Regions from separate parts of the Homo sapiens genome. Here region 2 is linked to region 1. A link is a loop called in an ENCODE intact Hi-C map of the cell type or tissue named here. Cell type or tissue: PC-3. All regions are shown on one strand. Region 1 overlaps PDE11A (phosphodiesterase 11A). Region 2 holds the start of PDE11A (phosphodiesterase 11A).

Region 1 (8,000 bases):
GTATAATAAAAAAAAAAAAAAAAAGAAAGAAAATGGCTTACATGAATTTCTCCTTTTTATCTTTAAAAGCTTCCCCCTTTCCCCAACCCCTTTGGATGTGTCTATGGTTCACCATAGCATGCATATGTCCCAGATTGCAATCCCTTGCTATTCCTGAATAAACTTCTTTTTGGAAAGTCTGTCTCTGCTGTTATTTTAGGTTGACATATAAAACTAGTGACTTCTTCCTACTTTATAAACAATGTGTTGGGGGTGACCAATATAAAAAGAAAAAGAAAATGAAATATGGCTTACATGGTTGGTAATTATTTTTATATTGTTATGAGATAGCCAACTCAAGGTTCAGGATGCATAAATGCTGTCTTGTGAGTTGCCTAAGGCCTTGGTGGTTTGTCTATATAGCAATGTTTTTGAAACATGGAACACCTACAAAGAGGTAGGGTTTTCCTGGTATGCAGCGTCTCAATTCTGTGGAATCCAGGGACTTGCATCTCTCTGACAGCTTTATTACTCAAGTGTGAATGGATATCCTCAGATGATCTTTTTTTTTTTTTTTTTGAGACAGAGTCTCACTCTGTCGCCCAGCCTGGAGTGCAGTGGCGCAATCTCAGCTCACTGCAAGCTCTGCTTCCCGGGTTCATGACATTTTCCTGCCTCAGCCTCCCGCGTAGCTGGGACTACAGGCGCCTGCCACCACGCCCGGCTCATTTTTTGTATTTTTAGTAGAGACGGGGTTTCACCATGTTAGCCAGGATGGTCTCGATCTCCTGACCTCATGATCCGCCTGCCTCAGCCTCTCAAAGTGCTGGGATTACAAGCGTGAGCCACCGCGCCCGGCAGATGATCATTTTTATCAAACAATAGTGAAAACATCAAACAATAGTAAGAACATTTGTTTCAATAAATAATGATCCCCAAATATCAAGATTATCTTAATCATCCTTTTAATCTCTCTGAAGCAGTTGACAGTGCTGATAGCCCTCCTTCTTGAAACTCCTCCCCTGACTGCCATGACTATGGGTCACAGTCAAAAAAGTTTCAAACCTACTGCTTTAAGGTAGACCAATAAGTAGAAAGTGACATCCTAAAAAAAAAACGAAGAATACCAGCTAAGGAGAAATTTTAGGCATTATAAATCAAGTCTATCCCGATATTCCCAATTCTATCTCTGATGAGTTAATAGAAATCTAATTTGATAGTTTTAGCTTTTATATCCTATGACTAATGTCCAATCAACTGTCTGTATTGTGTAACTATTGGTCTAACCGTAATTCTTTTTTAACTGCATCAACCTGTGGCATTGTTATAAATTAAACTTTTTTCTTGGTTTGGATTTTTGATCAGTGAATGGAGTCAAACTGTAACATAGACATAAGTATTAGTAAAAATACGGCACTTACTTTGACCTTTGGAAGACAGCTGTTCTCAGAATGATTGGGTTATTCTCACTGATACAATTTTGGGTTCTAAGTTTTAGCCCAGGTTCAGTGTCTCTGACATCTACACAATTCAATGCAGATTTATTTAGTTTTTTATGAAGACATTGGTTGGATTTTTTAAAAGAAATTCTTTTGAAGCAGAAAATTGACTCCATGCAGATTTTTCACTCTGTTGCACATATTAAACTACAACAATTTGGGTGATGGAAAAAAGCAGAAATAATTTGAGAGGCGTGGGCGAAAAGGCCAATAAGGCTATAAAAATTTCGAATTACAAAGAGTCAAGAGAATATTACCAACCTTTTATTGTCAGAGAAATGAAGAGTCTTACTTGTGCCCTTGAACATGAAAGGTGGGGTTGTCAGTGAATTTCAAGAGCAATTCTTTAAATAGAGGTGGGTGGTTCTCAATGAGACATGAGGGTGGTGTGAAAGTGGCTACGACCTTAAACCAGTGAGAACTAGATACACACACACACACACACACACACACACACACACACACACACACAGCAGAAGGTAGAGTTAAACCAATCTCAGTTAAAATCCCAGCTCCTTCACTTAATAGCTGTGTGATCTTGGGCAAATCACTTAACCTCCAGTAAGCTAGTTATCTTGACTTGTTAGTATCTTGGGAAGATAATAATAGCCTTCCTGAGATTGGTCCTAGATGTAAATAAGACAATTTTTGTCAAGTGCTCATCAAAGGGCATGGCAGAAAGTACTAGCTCAATATTTACTGTATTAGTTTCCTAGGGCTGCTATAACAAAGTACCACAAATTAGGTGGCTTAGAACGACTGAAATGTATTGTCTCACAGTTCTGGAGGCTAGAAGTCTAAAATCAAGGTGTCAGAAGGGTCCTGCTCCCTTTGAGACTGTAAAGGAAAGATCTTTCCTTGCTGTCTTCAGGTTCTGGTATCCCCAGGCATTTTTTGGTTTATGGCAGCATAACTCCAGTCTTCACATGGCATTCTCCCTGTATCTCTTCACAGAGTCTTCCCTTCTGTGGATATTGGTCTCTCTCTGTCCAAATTGACTCTTTTTAAAGGACACCAGTCATATTGGATTAGGGTCTACCCTAATGAACTCATTTTGACTTGATTACCTCTGTAAAGACCCTCTTTCCAAATAAAATCACATTCTGAGGAACTGGGGTTAGTACTTCAACTTATCTTTTGCAGGGGTGTGGGAAGAACACAACTCACCCTATAACAATTATTTATGAAATTATCTTGCTAGAAATATTCTGCAGGAGATACATTAGTACATGAAGTACTTCAAAATTGTAGAATATCATTCTCTAGTGATTCATTTTCTGTTTCTTTTCTTTTTAAAGGAAGGAGTACTCAGTCTTTTCAATGGAATGACATAGGTATGAACTTAATGAGTATCCTTCCTGCGCTTAGCTGAATCCGGAAAGGCAGGATATTGACTCCTTTGCCATTCTATAGATTCCTGGTCTTGAGGCAAAGAAAACTGGCACAGGCCTTTGCGACTGGGCCTGCAAAAGTATATACTACACAGAGAAAGGGCATGTATCCTTACTTTGAATGGTGTGCTAATCGTCTAACAACTTCAATTGTACTAATCACGAATGGAAGAGAACGGCTCTTTAATGGAACTTCAATGAATATAAATTACATACTTACTAATCAAAATGAATCCTTTTCAGCTAATTTCTTTTTTTCTCCTTAAATGTCTTGAGTGAGTAATATAAGCTTTTGTTATTTTTTTTGGCCAGTTTTCTCTGCCATAACCCTGATTGTAACTCCACTCTCATCATGGAACTTAATGCCCAAACACTACACATTAATTTCTATTTCTTCATATGTTTTACAAAATGATATATATTTTTGCCCCAAACTGCAACATGCTATGAAGGCTTAATATTCTAACATTGCAATCATGGGTACAACCTAAAAAAAGACTTCAAATTAGTTAGCAAAGGAAATAAAAATAGGACTCTCTGGGGACAGAATGCAGGCCAGTAGGGGATACGACACCTTGGTGGGGGTTTTTAGGGCTATGTTGATTCATTCAAATGCCTTAATGACCTCCTATGACAGAACCATGTGGCAGAGAAAAAAGATTCATATGCCAATGTGAAGGGAGAAGAAGAATCAAAATGAGGAGGAACAGATTAAATATTTCACAATTTAACAAGATGATATTTAAGGCACCTAATTTCTTGCCTTCTAAAAACTGCTAGCAAAATGTAATTTCTTGATAGCCAAAAAAAAGAATTCAAATGTACACCAGCCTCTTGTTACACTATAAAAATAAGGCCAGGCATGGTAGCTCACACCTGTAATTCCAGTACTTTGGGAGGCCAAGGTGGGCAGATGGATCACTTGAGGCCAGGAGTTCGAGACCAGCCTTGTCAACATAGTAAAACCCCATCTCTACTAAAAATACAAAAATTAGCCAGACGGGGTGGCACACACCGGTAATCCCAGTTACTTGGGTGGCTGAGGCACAAGAATCACTTGAACCTGGGGGAATTTGCAGTGACCTGAGATCGCGCCATTACACTCCAGCATGGGTGACAGAGTGAGACCCTGTCTCAAGAAAAAAATCATGAAAAATTTAACTATAAATCCAGACTTCATAAAGCAAACATATTTTCCCTTTGACAGTATTAAGTAATTTAGAGATTTATTTCTAAATTTAGAAATTTATTTCTAATTTGTCCTCAATAATAGTCATTTCTCACTTTGTAATTTGTCTTTACCTTGGTTTTCTAAAATAGTGATTAAAAACAAATAATTACACGTGCTAGGGATGCACTTCTTAAAGAAACTTAATTTTAGATTCAGCCCCATTGAGGACCTGCTGTGTTTGTTAAGTGGGCAGCAGTGATGGATGAAGGCCACACGGTGGCACTATAAGCAATGGGCTACTGATGCACCTTTTAATCAACATCTACTCTAAAAAGTGAGCCAGTCCAAGTAGCTTTGAGAAAACTGGAAAAGTCTGAGGCTGCAATGCAGAATAAAGATGAATAAAGATTACATAAATGAAAATAAAGCAGCTATAATCAAAACCACACTCTAGGCCATCTACCAAACCTAAGAAGCCACTTACTGTGATAAATTAATTACTTAAAAAACAAACAAACAAACAAACATAAATGCATGAGAGTTTTGCTATTTGGTGGACTAAAGGAAACTTTTTTGTATGTTCTGGGTTTCTTAATATTTTTTATTTTGAAATACATGGCACTGATGAATTTATCATTGAACTGCAAGATAGCCAGAAAACTAAGAATTATTAGTTCACTAGATATAGCCATAACATAAACAAGTTTAGTCAGCAAGTCTGTGTAATCTGATTGTTTCAGTCAACTAAGCAAGGCAACTGACTTTGACAGCTTAGAAAAGTGACCTTCTAGATGAAGAGTTCTGAAGGTGATTGGAAGCTCTTATCAGAAGTGCATGACAAAACCGACTCCCAAAGTAGCACCAATTAATAAAACAAATTAGCAATATACCTTCTCTTTAATGCACTGGTGCTCGTATTTCCTTCTATGAAATTTTTTCTACTTAGCAGCTATCAATCAATACCAAAACGATTATCTCTTGCTGTGCAATTGTTGGACAGCTTGGGAAGCGAAGTGGTTTATATAAAAATTTGAAACGTAGACATGAATGGAAAAGACCACTATAATTTGAAAGTGGCTTACTGCTACCCTGATTTTAGACTGGTGCCTAAGGAAAGAGCTAAAAGTGATGCATAGCAAACTGCATGAAATTGCTTGCTCTTGTAAACAGATTGTAGCAACAGGGTAAGGGAAAACTTAGACTATATATTAAAAATATAGAATGAATACCTTTCTCATGATACCATACCATATTGCTGAAGATAGGGGTGAATGGCATACATATACTTTTAACTGAGTGAAAACAACTCCAGAAAGAAAGAAAACATAGGTTATATCTGTGCCTCCTTGGAGCATTTTCAAATTATAGGATTGTATTCTTTATGTTTTTATTCTTGATAAATTTGCACCTAATTGTATGTTTCAGTTCCCAATTAAATCAAGAGCTCCTTGGGATATATAATGTATCTGCTAATTTTTAACTCCTCCATGGTTATAAAAATCATATTAATAAAATAAAAGCTACACATGTTAAGTTCTCATTAGATGCCAGATATTGTGATAAGTACAGTAGATAGCATTATATACATAAACTTCACCAAAAAACCCCCATGAGATTAGGACTAATGCTCTCTCTATTAATAAAGAGAAAACAGAGGTATAAGTTAATTTGCCAAGTACTACTACACACTACTAAGTAGCAGAGCTAAGTTTTGAATTCAAGAATACCTTCTACCAAAGCTCCCAGCTCGCCTTGTAGAGCAGAGATTGAAGCATGGTGGTTAACAGCCACAGTGCCTGAGGTCTACCCAGCTCCAAAGCTGACTGGCTTTATGGTCTTTGGCAAGTTGCCTAGACATTCTGTGTCTCTATGTAGTTGTTATTATACCACCCAGCAGTTCATAAAGTAGAAATTCAAAAACTCTTACTGAGAACCTTCCAACTTCTCTCAGCTATCTCCAACCAGTTGCTCTAATGAACAAATAAATCAATTGGCATTTGATATAATTGAAATCAGGTGCATATTTGATTTTTCCAGTAATGGTCTTCAATTGCTTCTGACAGTCACTGTGCTGTGACTATTATCACTTCAGGTGATTATAGTTAATATAGTGCTTTTTTTTCTTCAACAACTCTACTAAAATGTCTACATGTCAAATAGAGTTGGTAACTGAAATTAATAATGTAGATACATAGTAAAGCTTTCTTGAAAAGTGATCATTTAGAGTTCTGAATTTTAATATTACTATACCTCATTGAAGGATTGACACAATTTACCTCCAGCTATTTCATTTAATCTGTGCGTTGCTGTGATTTGAACTAAAATTACACAAGGCAAGGAACACAGGCATAACAGAGGTTCCTCTCATCTTCAGGGGACTCATTGAAACAAAAAAAAATCAGTAAGGGATAATATTCTCTTCTCACTTGCAATGGCATTTTGGGCATTCAGCCTCTATATTTAGAGAAATTCATTAATTCTTTAATCAGTGGCATGGAGGCAATGCAAGAATTCTGAACTCAACGTTAAGAAACACTATTTTCATCCAAACTTTGCACTGTGTATCTCACTGAACAAGTCTTTTCTATCTGCCTCAGTCTCTTAATCTGTAAAATAAGAGGATTTCTATTGTTGAACTTTAAAGTTTTAAGAATTGATACAGTACAAAGACAAAAAGTGGGATTGCAAGAGTTTTATAAATTGCTATGTGAAGAGCAGAACAATGCGCAAGTGCTTGCATTTGCTTCTTTAAAGCTTACACATTATGTTGCAGAAGGGTGGAATTGCCCTAAAAAACATAAGCCAAAGTGATCTTTAACCAAAACCCTTTTATCTAGAACAAGTTCTCTCAAATAGGAAGCTATCAAACTATTTCAAGCAGCAAGGAAACAAGGCAAAAAGGATCCTTTTGCTCACTTTCTGAGTCCTTTTTTGTCCAAAAGTAGAGTAAGATTAACCCCACCCTGTTGTATGCAACTACAAACACTGCAAAGAATAGTGATAGCACTAAATTACCATGACCCTGTAGGATCGGGGGAACACACAGGTAAAACACACCTGTTATCATCTTCCACCTGGAGACCTTCAGGAAAGTGGGGATTCCAGATCCTAACACCAGGCTAATCCATCCTTGAATCCCTTCCCCATTCTCAGCTTTGTCTTCTCTCCTGGCACAGAGTCAGCCTTCAGGAGCCATGAAACTAGAGAAGCCGAGGACAAACAGAAGCATCTCTAGCAGCAGGGTCAAAGCCTTTTCACAGTCTCTGTGTGCCTGCTCTACCCACTATGAACATGTTTCATGAATGTTCTATGTTCTTCCTCTTAGACACAATATCCATAGTGATTAAGGAGCTGGTTCCAGTCCATATTCCACCACTTACTACTCATGCGTTTTACCCTCTGGTCCTTGATTTTGTCTTCTTAAGAATGGGGATAATGGGGCCAGGCACAGTGGCTCACGCCTGCAATCCCAGCACTTTGGGAGGCCGAGGTGGGAGGATCACGAGGTCAAGAGTTTGAGACCAGCCTGCCCAACATGCTGAAACCCTGTCTCTACTAAAAATACGAAAAATTAGCTGGGCGTGGTGGCGGGCACCTGTAATCCCAGCTACTCAGGAGGCTGAGGCAGGAGAATCGCTTGAACACGGGAGGCAGAGGTTGTAGTGAGCTGAGATCGTGTCACTGCACTCCAGCCTAGGCAACAGAGTGAGACTCCATCTCAAAAAAAAAAAAAAAGAATGGGGATAATAATGGTATATATCTCACTAGATGATGAAGATTAAATGATATAGTGCATGTAGAGTGCTTAGAATGGTGTTCAGCCATACATAAAAGCTACCATAAAATGTTAACTTTGAAGACTAAATATAATACTTAGTGTCCAGTATTTCTCAGCAAACTTTCTGCAACTACATCCTTCAATGTGTTTTCACAAACAGAAATAGATTAACCAATTGATAT
Region 2 (8,000 bases), 89 kb after region 1:
TTACTTGAATGCTCTTATTTTCAACCTCTTGAGGGCAATTTTTTCATTACTATATTAAAGTGGACTGTTAAATAACTTATAACTATCTGGGGAAAGGTATACTGCAGTCACTATGATCTGGACTGGATACCTAAAAATGAATGTTTTTTTTTTTTCCATTTACGATTTATTTTTTTCCTAATTTCAAGTCTGTCTTTTAGGACTAATTGAGGAAAGTAATGCAAAATAATGAAATAAACTGAGGGGTTTTGGGCTGTCAGAACTTCTATTCAATTTTAGCATTTCATTAAATATTCTACCCTTGACTCCAGAATGCCACGCTTATCATCATAATTTTGTCTCTTCAATGCCTTTCTCTTGCCCATATTAGGAACCCCCAAGAGTATCATCAATATAATTATTAAATGATTAAATTTGGAAATTCTGTGTGATAAAAAAAAAACCTTACCTCCTGAAGAAAAAATACACTGTCTGAAGCTGAGCAAGAAACACCTTAAAAATATAGTAGTTAACAAAGAATCAGGAAGGATGGTTACATATTTACATAGAAACTTCAAGATGCTTGCATATATGGTACAAATTAAAACATCATCACAAAAGAACATGTATTTGGAAGGTTGTCGGTTTTCATTAAGAGAAATCTGTAACACCAGGAAATGCAAAGGATGGAGGAAAATGCTAGAACTGGGGAAGGATGCAACATCCTTCCCTACAACAACCCTATAAAAAGTTTATACTGCATGTCTTACTAACAGGAACAAAGTATAGAACTTTTGATAGGCTAGGATATAGTGTTACCAAACCACATTTAGGGACATTTTAAGTAGAGAATGGAAGGATAGATATTTTCATGTTCCTTGAATGTAAACCTGGTTTCAAAATACTTAATTTAAGGGTGGAGCATGGAAAAGATTAGGCTGGTCAAAATGTGCTGACTTCACATCTCAGTTCCAGATAAGGAGAAAAACAATATAAAATAAGGTAAACAGAAAGAAAAAGAATATCAGCAAACTAGGTATCATCATTATCTTCATAAACTGTAACCATTTCCTGGGTAATTGCAATGTACCAGATATTATTTTAGGGGCTTTGACACAATATCTCATTTTATTGAGATAAACAAAAATAATCTTTGCTAGGTAGGTATTATTGTCCCCATTTTATGGGTGAGGAAATTGAGGCTGTGAGAGATTAAGAAATTCTCCAAGGTCACACCATTGGTGACTGTAGCGTCCCATAATAAAGAAAAAAAAGTAGCTTTATCAAAGAAGAGTAGCATAAGTAAAATGAAGAAAACTACACCAAGTTAAAAATACAGAGATACATAAAAGAAGCCAATGGAAAAAGAAAAGAGAAACTTTCTAACCAAATGAAAACAAGGTAAACCAAGGGTAAATTCCCAACCCATACAGCACGTTTCCCCTACCTGCCTTTTGCCAGTCCTCCCAACAACCCAGTCCCCTTTTGTGGCCATCATTACTACTCTGGGGGGAAAAGGGAAAAAAAAAAACTCCTCTTTCCCAATGTCAGCTTCCAAAAATATTAAAAGGCAACTTTGCTTTACACTCTGCAGAGTAAGGGTAGAGCCCACAGGAAGCATCAGCTGCTGAAAACCTGCTTTCCCCTGCCTGTGATGACACCTACAGCCACAATTCTAGACAGCAGCAAGACAAGTTAACTGTTGAAGAGGCTAAGAATTATGCTCTTAAAGAAAGGACAGTATGAAATAAAGGTTAGGGCCTGAAAGAGGACGGTAAGAAATAAAAGCTATAGAAATGGGAGAAAATCAATTGGGGATGAAGTTCAAAAGTAAGGGCAATAAAGAGAAAAGGCTGCAACCCTAGGCTGGAATAAGTATCATTGAACTAGGAAGGGATTTTTCTTTAGCCCAAGCATACAAAAAGGATGTGGGAAAAAAAAATTGGAAAGAAGAAAATGTGTGATTGTTTTATTTCTCTAGAAATAATAATTTGTGACAAAATTTTTATAGAATCTTCAACATATGAATTATTAAATGCTTATATTTCTTCTCATAGCTTTCTAGGATTGTAGAGGAATAAACACTTGTTGAAAACCACTCATTGTTGCTTCACCTACACCTTTTAAAGTTTCCAAGAAAGATACAATGAATAATGCACTTAGTCTATAATAAAAAGTTAACAAAAATGGTATTTTGAGAAACATCCTTTAATATTAAAGTGTTAGGTTGGCAGATATCTCACAAAAATATGAAACTTGGCTTTAGTACAAGCTAGTCAATTTTCTATGTAAAATTGTCAACTTTCAGATGAAATAGATAAAATTTTACCTTTAGTGTCCTTCCCACTCTTTTTGCTATTCTCAGCAACAGCAACTAAACTCTAGAGAAACATGTAGCTCCCTGAGACCACTGGAAGAAGTACTTACCAGATGACTATAAAACTTTCCTAACCAAGGATGAGAATTTTTAATTCTTATGAACCCTGAAGAAGTCTCATAGAAAATAACATCAAGTCTCATCATATTCAGTGAATAAGTACTGAAGAAATTAGAATGGACTGGTTTCAGATCCAGCATCTAATATCAAGTTCAAAATGCTGTGAAAATGAAAGGCTCAGAAAACCCAGATGAGAGCATGTTGGGTTTCCTTTTCCACTTGAAACTAACATGTTTACCCTGCTGATGGCTTTGGAGTTGCTAAAAAATTATCAATATTTGTTGTTTGTTTCATAAATTAAAAACCTACTTGCTCAGTCCTATCAAAGCTGACTACAGATAATGCTATATTTGAGCCTAAAGATAACTAGCCCCTCTATCTGTCCAATCTTTCTAATCTTAATAACAGAAACAGTTACGATACTAAGAAGGCACAAGTGAGTCACAGGACCATTTTTCCCCTGACATTCCTCTTCTTTTCCTCTTTTCCCTAGCTTACCACTTGTGCAACTCTAATCTAGAGAAGGGAACAGGGAAGTAGTTAAGCACTTTGTTCTCTTTCCAATATTGACTTAGAGAATGAAGCATTATGGTCCCCAAAAGACACCAAAGACACCAAAATGCTCATCTTAACACCGGAATTCTGGAGCACACATCTTTTTCTAGCAACTCACAAACACATACTAAAACCACACATTGACATATTAAAGAGAGGAGGAGGGAGCTGTGGATGCCAGACCAGCCAAAGTGTCAGTGTTAAAGACAAAGTGTCTTGACAGAGAAATACGTGGTGTTATTGGGTGATATATTAACTTCCCACAAGCCATTGGGTGTTAAGAAAGGACCAACACATCAAAGATGCCGTAGTAACATTCTAACTAGTCTAAACTCGGGAATTTAAATAGCAAAATTTGTATTGTAAAGAGCCTAAATTAATGTGTTCCTGGATGCCAGATGATAACCGAAGGCTTATCTCCCAAGCCAATGGGGCTCTGGGAGAAGGGGACAATGCAAAGTCCTACCTGGTAGGCATCAGGAATGTTGACCGTTTCTCCATGCTCCCCGACATAGCCAATGATACCTTTGCCCCAGGGGACCTGCACCTCATTTGAGTTCTCTGTGCTGCTGCAAGGCAGCAGAGGTGTTCCTGCATGCACATCAAAGAATTTGGAGACCAAGGTCTTCTTGCCAGCAGCTGCCCCTTCCACCAGGAAAAGAGAGCAGCGGTCAGCATCCACCATAAGGCAGACAAAGATGAGAATCTTGTAGCTCAGGCTGGTGAGGTCAAGGTCATTGGAGATATCTTTGACCAATTCCAGAAAGAACTGACGCTCATTATGCTTTTTCAGATGGCACTTGTAGTCGATGGCTGTAGGGGGATACCGAGGCAGATTCACTCTCGATTCCAGCAGCGCACTGAGAATATGGGCTGTGGTGGGGGGCAGGGAGCTTGCCTTCCGGAGAAGTGCCCTCCGTCGTACACTACTCAGGGGTTCCTGAGCCCGGGAGGTCACCTGTTCATCGTAGGTCCTGTTCACGTGGATGGCCTTGGAGCGGGCAAAACTCTTCCTTAGCTCTTTCTGAGAAGCTCTCCGCTGCAGGTTCCCATCGCCCCTGCTGCCACCGGCCCAGCTGGGACTCAAGGGAACCCCACCACAGTCCCCGCCACCGGGAAGGGGCTGGCTGTGGGCAGAGCCATTTGGTCCAGTGCCACCACCAACGCTGCTGCCACCTCTGCAGGTGCTGTGAGCCAAGCTGCTGGTACCAGCCAAAGAGGGCCTTGGACCTAAAGCCCCCTGACCCTGACTGTGCCTCTGCAGCCACTTTTCAACCATCTCCTGCTTCCCCTTCCGCATCAAGTAATCTTCAAACAACTCTGGGTGCCTGTCCAGGAAAGTTTCCACCTCCCCAAAGTCCAGGCGGGAGGCTGCCATGGTCCCAGACAGCTTTCCTTGCCTGTTTACACGTGAACCAAATGTTTTCCTGCCCCGAGGCCTCTAGCTGTTCCTGCACATGTTCACCCCCACCAGTATTCCCAGTTCAGCGCCACCTCCCCTGGAGATTATTCCCAGCAGTGGAATCTGGGAGATGCCCCTTCCTTCTCTGGCTCAGAGTGGCTGGCGCCGACCCCACCCCGTGGTCCTGCTACTCCTGCTCCGCACAGGTGCCCAGCACTGAGCTGCCGCCGCTGCCCCGGCTCCTGTTCCGGAAACCCGAGCTATCGCTGCTCCTGTTCTGGCTGCCGCCGCTGCTGCTGGAACTGCTGCTGTAACCGGATGAGTGGACCGCTGTGACAGGGAGGTAGGGCAGGACACGCCCCTGAGTGAGGCACGGAGCCTGGAGGGAGGAGAGAAGAGGAGGGAGCCGCGGACGCCAGACCAGCCAAAGTCCACGGCCCAGGCTGCCAGGCGGTTCCTGGAAGAGTCTCTGGACGGCCGGAATCGGCGCCTGGGTACAGGACTCCTGATTGGAACACGATTAGAAGAGGGAAACGCACCTTGTTCCTTCCCCGCTTCTTGCTCCCTTACCTCCCCAACCCTCCCTACTCACCGCGCCCCTTAATCCGTTAGCGTTTCGAGGAGGCCCAGCGGGAGCCCAGTGGGAGTCCGAGATACAAGTGTTGATGTTTTGCAGGGATCTGAACACAGAAGCGGACTCCGAGGAATCGAGAGTGTCGTTCACCCTCAGAGACAGGCAGGGTTATTTTTCTGGGATGTGACTGTGGATTGTTGGTTCCCAGGATTCCTGGGACTTGCTCACTAACACTGCCCAGCGCCTTGTGGGTGCTCAGTAAATATTAATGGAATGGCATTTCCCCGAAAATAGCAAATAAAGTTTCCGATGTGAGCAATTCATGACTTTAACCAAATTCATGTACCTGGGGCAGAGACAGATTACACAGAGAAAGGGTGTAAAACACAGTACAGAAAAAGAGTTTACCAGGTAGAGGAAGTAAGTGCTGAAGAGTCTGGAGTATTTAATTAACAGCAGGGAGACCAGCTAGGAGACAGTAAACCAAGCATAGAATCCTGGTAATTTGGAGCTGCTGGTTTCCAAGAAGGTGAGTGGTGATCAAGATTTAAAAAGAAAAAAAACAACGTTTAGCATAGTGCCTGGCACATAAAAAGTGCTCAGTAAATGTTAGCTGTTGTATTACTTTTGTTATTATTATTATTCTAAGGTGACGATGTATGGAAACTTTACTGAATGTAGCTATGTCTCTGGTCACTTGAGTGATCTATCAGTAAAGATGGTTAGTGATATGTTGAAACTGGCTTGTAAGGACTCACAAGTGCCTATTTTAAAATCTCTTTCCAATTCTGTATTCAGTCACATCATGGAGTTTGCAATCAGTCACAACGGGAATGTTTACACCATGGAAATCAGCAAATGTTATGTGTCAGGGTTTTTTTTTTTTTAATGGACTGCTAATTGTTAAACATTTACGGATATGCAGTGGAAATAATCCAAATGTCCATCAGCTGAGGAACAGACAAATAAAATGTGATAACTCCATACAATGGAATATTATTCAATCATAAAATGGAATAAAGCACTGACACGTGCTAGTACTCGAATGAAGCTTAAAAACATCATGCAAAATGAAAGAAGCCACTCACAAATGACCACATAGTGTAAAATTTCATTTGTAAGAAATGTCCAGAATAGGCAAATCCATACAGACAGAAAGTAGATTACTTTCTAGATGGAGAGGAAGTGGGTGACGCTAATGTGTATGAGTTTTTTGGGGGGTGTGGGGGGTAATAAAAATGTTCTAAATTGATTGTGGTGATAGTTGCACAATCTGAATATGCTGAAATTCATTGAATTGTACATTTAATTGAATGAATCGTATGGTATGTAAGTTATATTTCAATAAAGCTGTTACAAGATAAGAACAAAAAACATTTACTACCCTGAGACTGGTGATAATACAGCAGCAGTGTTGTGCACGGAGACAAGAAAAGCACTGAGTAGAGATCTGATGAAAATGAAGCAATGAGCTTCTCAGGGAAGTGAGAGAAGTAGACCAACCCTGGGCTTCCTAGAAACAGAAAGTTTAATAAAGACACTTCCTTAATTCCATCTTCCATGTATTCATTATACAAGCAGTTGTTTGGCATTTATCATGTTCCAGGCTCTGGGGACAAAAGAAGACCAAGACAAAAGCTGTGCTTTTGACTAAAGATCTCCGTCTACAGCACCAAGAGAAGTGAGAGTGGAGAAGAATACTGGGAAGGATGGGGAAAGCAATAGAAGAGAAATCCGAAAAACTGAATGCAACATTTCGAGCTGCGTTTTGAATCGGCTGTAGCCATGTTCCCTGCTTGGTGTGTGAGGTCACTAAAGGAGTTAATGGTTGGGGAAGAAAATGAGAAAGTGACAGAAAGCACACATAAGATAGTCCAGAGGGCTGTAATGGAGGGCTGATAATAAGATGTGTGTTGGTGTGGCCACATTGCCATTTATCTTCACTCTCAATCTGCAGAATGGTATGTGTATTAGTCATAGTCCCAACAGGAAACAGAGCACACTCAAATTAAATTCCAAGAAGGTTAATTTACAAAGGAACAAATTACAAAGGTGGAATATAGGTAAATGACAGAAACAGTGAAGAAACCTGGGACTCATAGCGGTAGAGAAGTTACCACCCCTAGACATGAGGGGAAGAGGAGGAAAAAGTTACTAGGACTTGGAAGGAAAGAAGATTGGATAGTGACTTCTGCCTTGAGGGGAGCAATGACAGCCCATCAAAAGGCATCAACAGGCCAAGCATGGTGGCTCATGCCTGTCATCCCAGCACTTTGGGAGGATGAGGCAGGCAGATCACTTGGGGTCAAGAATCGAGACCAGCCTGCCCAATATGGCGAAACCCCATCTCTACTAAAAATACAAAAATTAGCCTGGAATGGTGGCATGCACCTGTAATCCCAGCTACTCAGGAGGCTGAAGCAGGAGAATCCCTTGAACCTGGGAAGCAGAGGTTGCAGTGAGCTGAGATCGCACCACTGCACTCCAGCCTGGGCAACAGAGTGAGACTCTGTCTCAAAAAAAAAAAAAAAAAAAAAAAAGACATCAACAGCTCAAGCTAACCTCAAAGGAGGGATATTAGGAGTAAATATTAATAATAGCTGGAACTTATTCTTTTCCCTCCCTTCTATCAGCAACCAGATACAAGCTAGAAGGTATTGAAGCCTGTTGATACCTCATCCTCACTGGGCAAAGAGTAGGAGGGGACAAAGCAGGATCTGTATAAGATCTGAAAGGGTGAAAGGATGATTCTTGGCCCTATATGGAAACTTGAAGAGGTCCCCTTAGGAAATAATGGAAGAGGTCCCACTAGGAAAGAATGGCCAATATGGAACCTTGAAGGGGTTCCTTTGGTAAAGAAAATAAAAATATATTTCCCTTTAGGAAATATAGCTCCATATAATTTTCTGTGTAATTCTGACCTCTTCTGCTTATCTGCTAATTCCATCGAAACTATCTATAATACACTCCATGACAACATTTGCAGTCTATAAAGCCCCCTCAGGCACAAACTATCATACCAGAAAAGGTGTGATATTGTGAAGATACTGTGC

What was found. Hi-C counts contacts between places; a loop is a spot of excess contacts. Peaks named below come from ENCODE experiments on the same cell type or tissue, not always from the same donor. Only the 100,000 strongest peaks of a DNase experiment are listed, where the experiment ranks them.
Region 2: a loop joins it to region 1, with 3 times the contacts of the local background. A loop is called at or near these places in 9 of 110 quality-filtered maps.

Annotation. Positions count from the first base shown.
Region 1 is chr2:177,979,071-177,987,070 of GRCh38, forward strand. The region is part of intron 2 of PDE11A (phosphodiesterase 11A); the gene reads right to left. Among named protein-coding and RNA genes, the nearest start is that of PDE11A, 90 kb to the right of the region's middle. In PC-3, a CTCF peak has its summit at 4,312 (motif pointing right); a DNase peak (open chromatin) is centred at 4,311; H3K27me3 peaks cover 2,091 bases.
Region 2 is chr2:178,068,089-178,076,088 of GRCh38, forward strand. PDE11A (phosphodiesterase 11A) reads right to left here and starts at 4,689. Exons shown (of 20, transcript NM_016953.4): 1 at 3,438-4,689. The coding sequence starts at 4,349. In PC-3, no CTCF peak of the experiment used is centred here; a DNase peak (open chromatin) is centred at 4,703; H3K4me3 peaks cover 1,374 bases; H3K27me3 peaks cover 309 bases.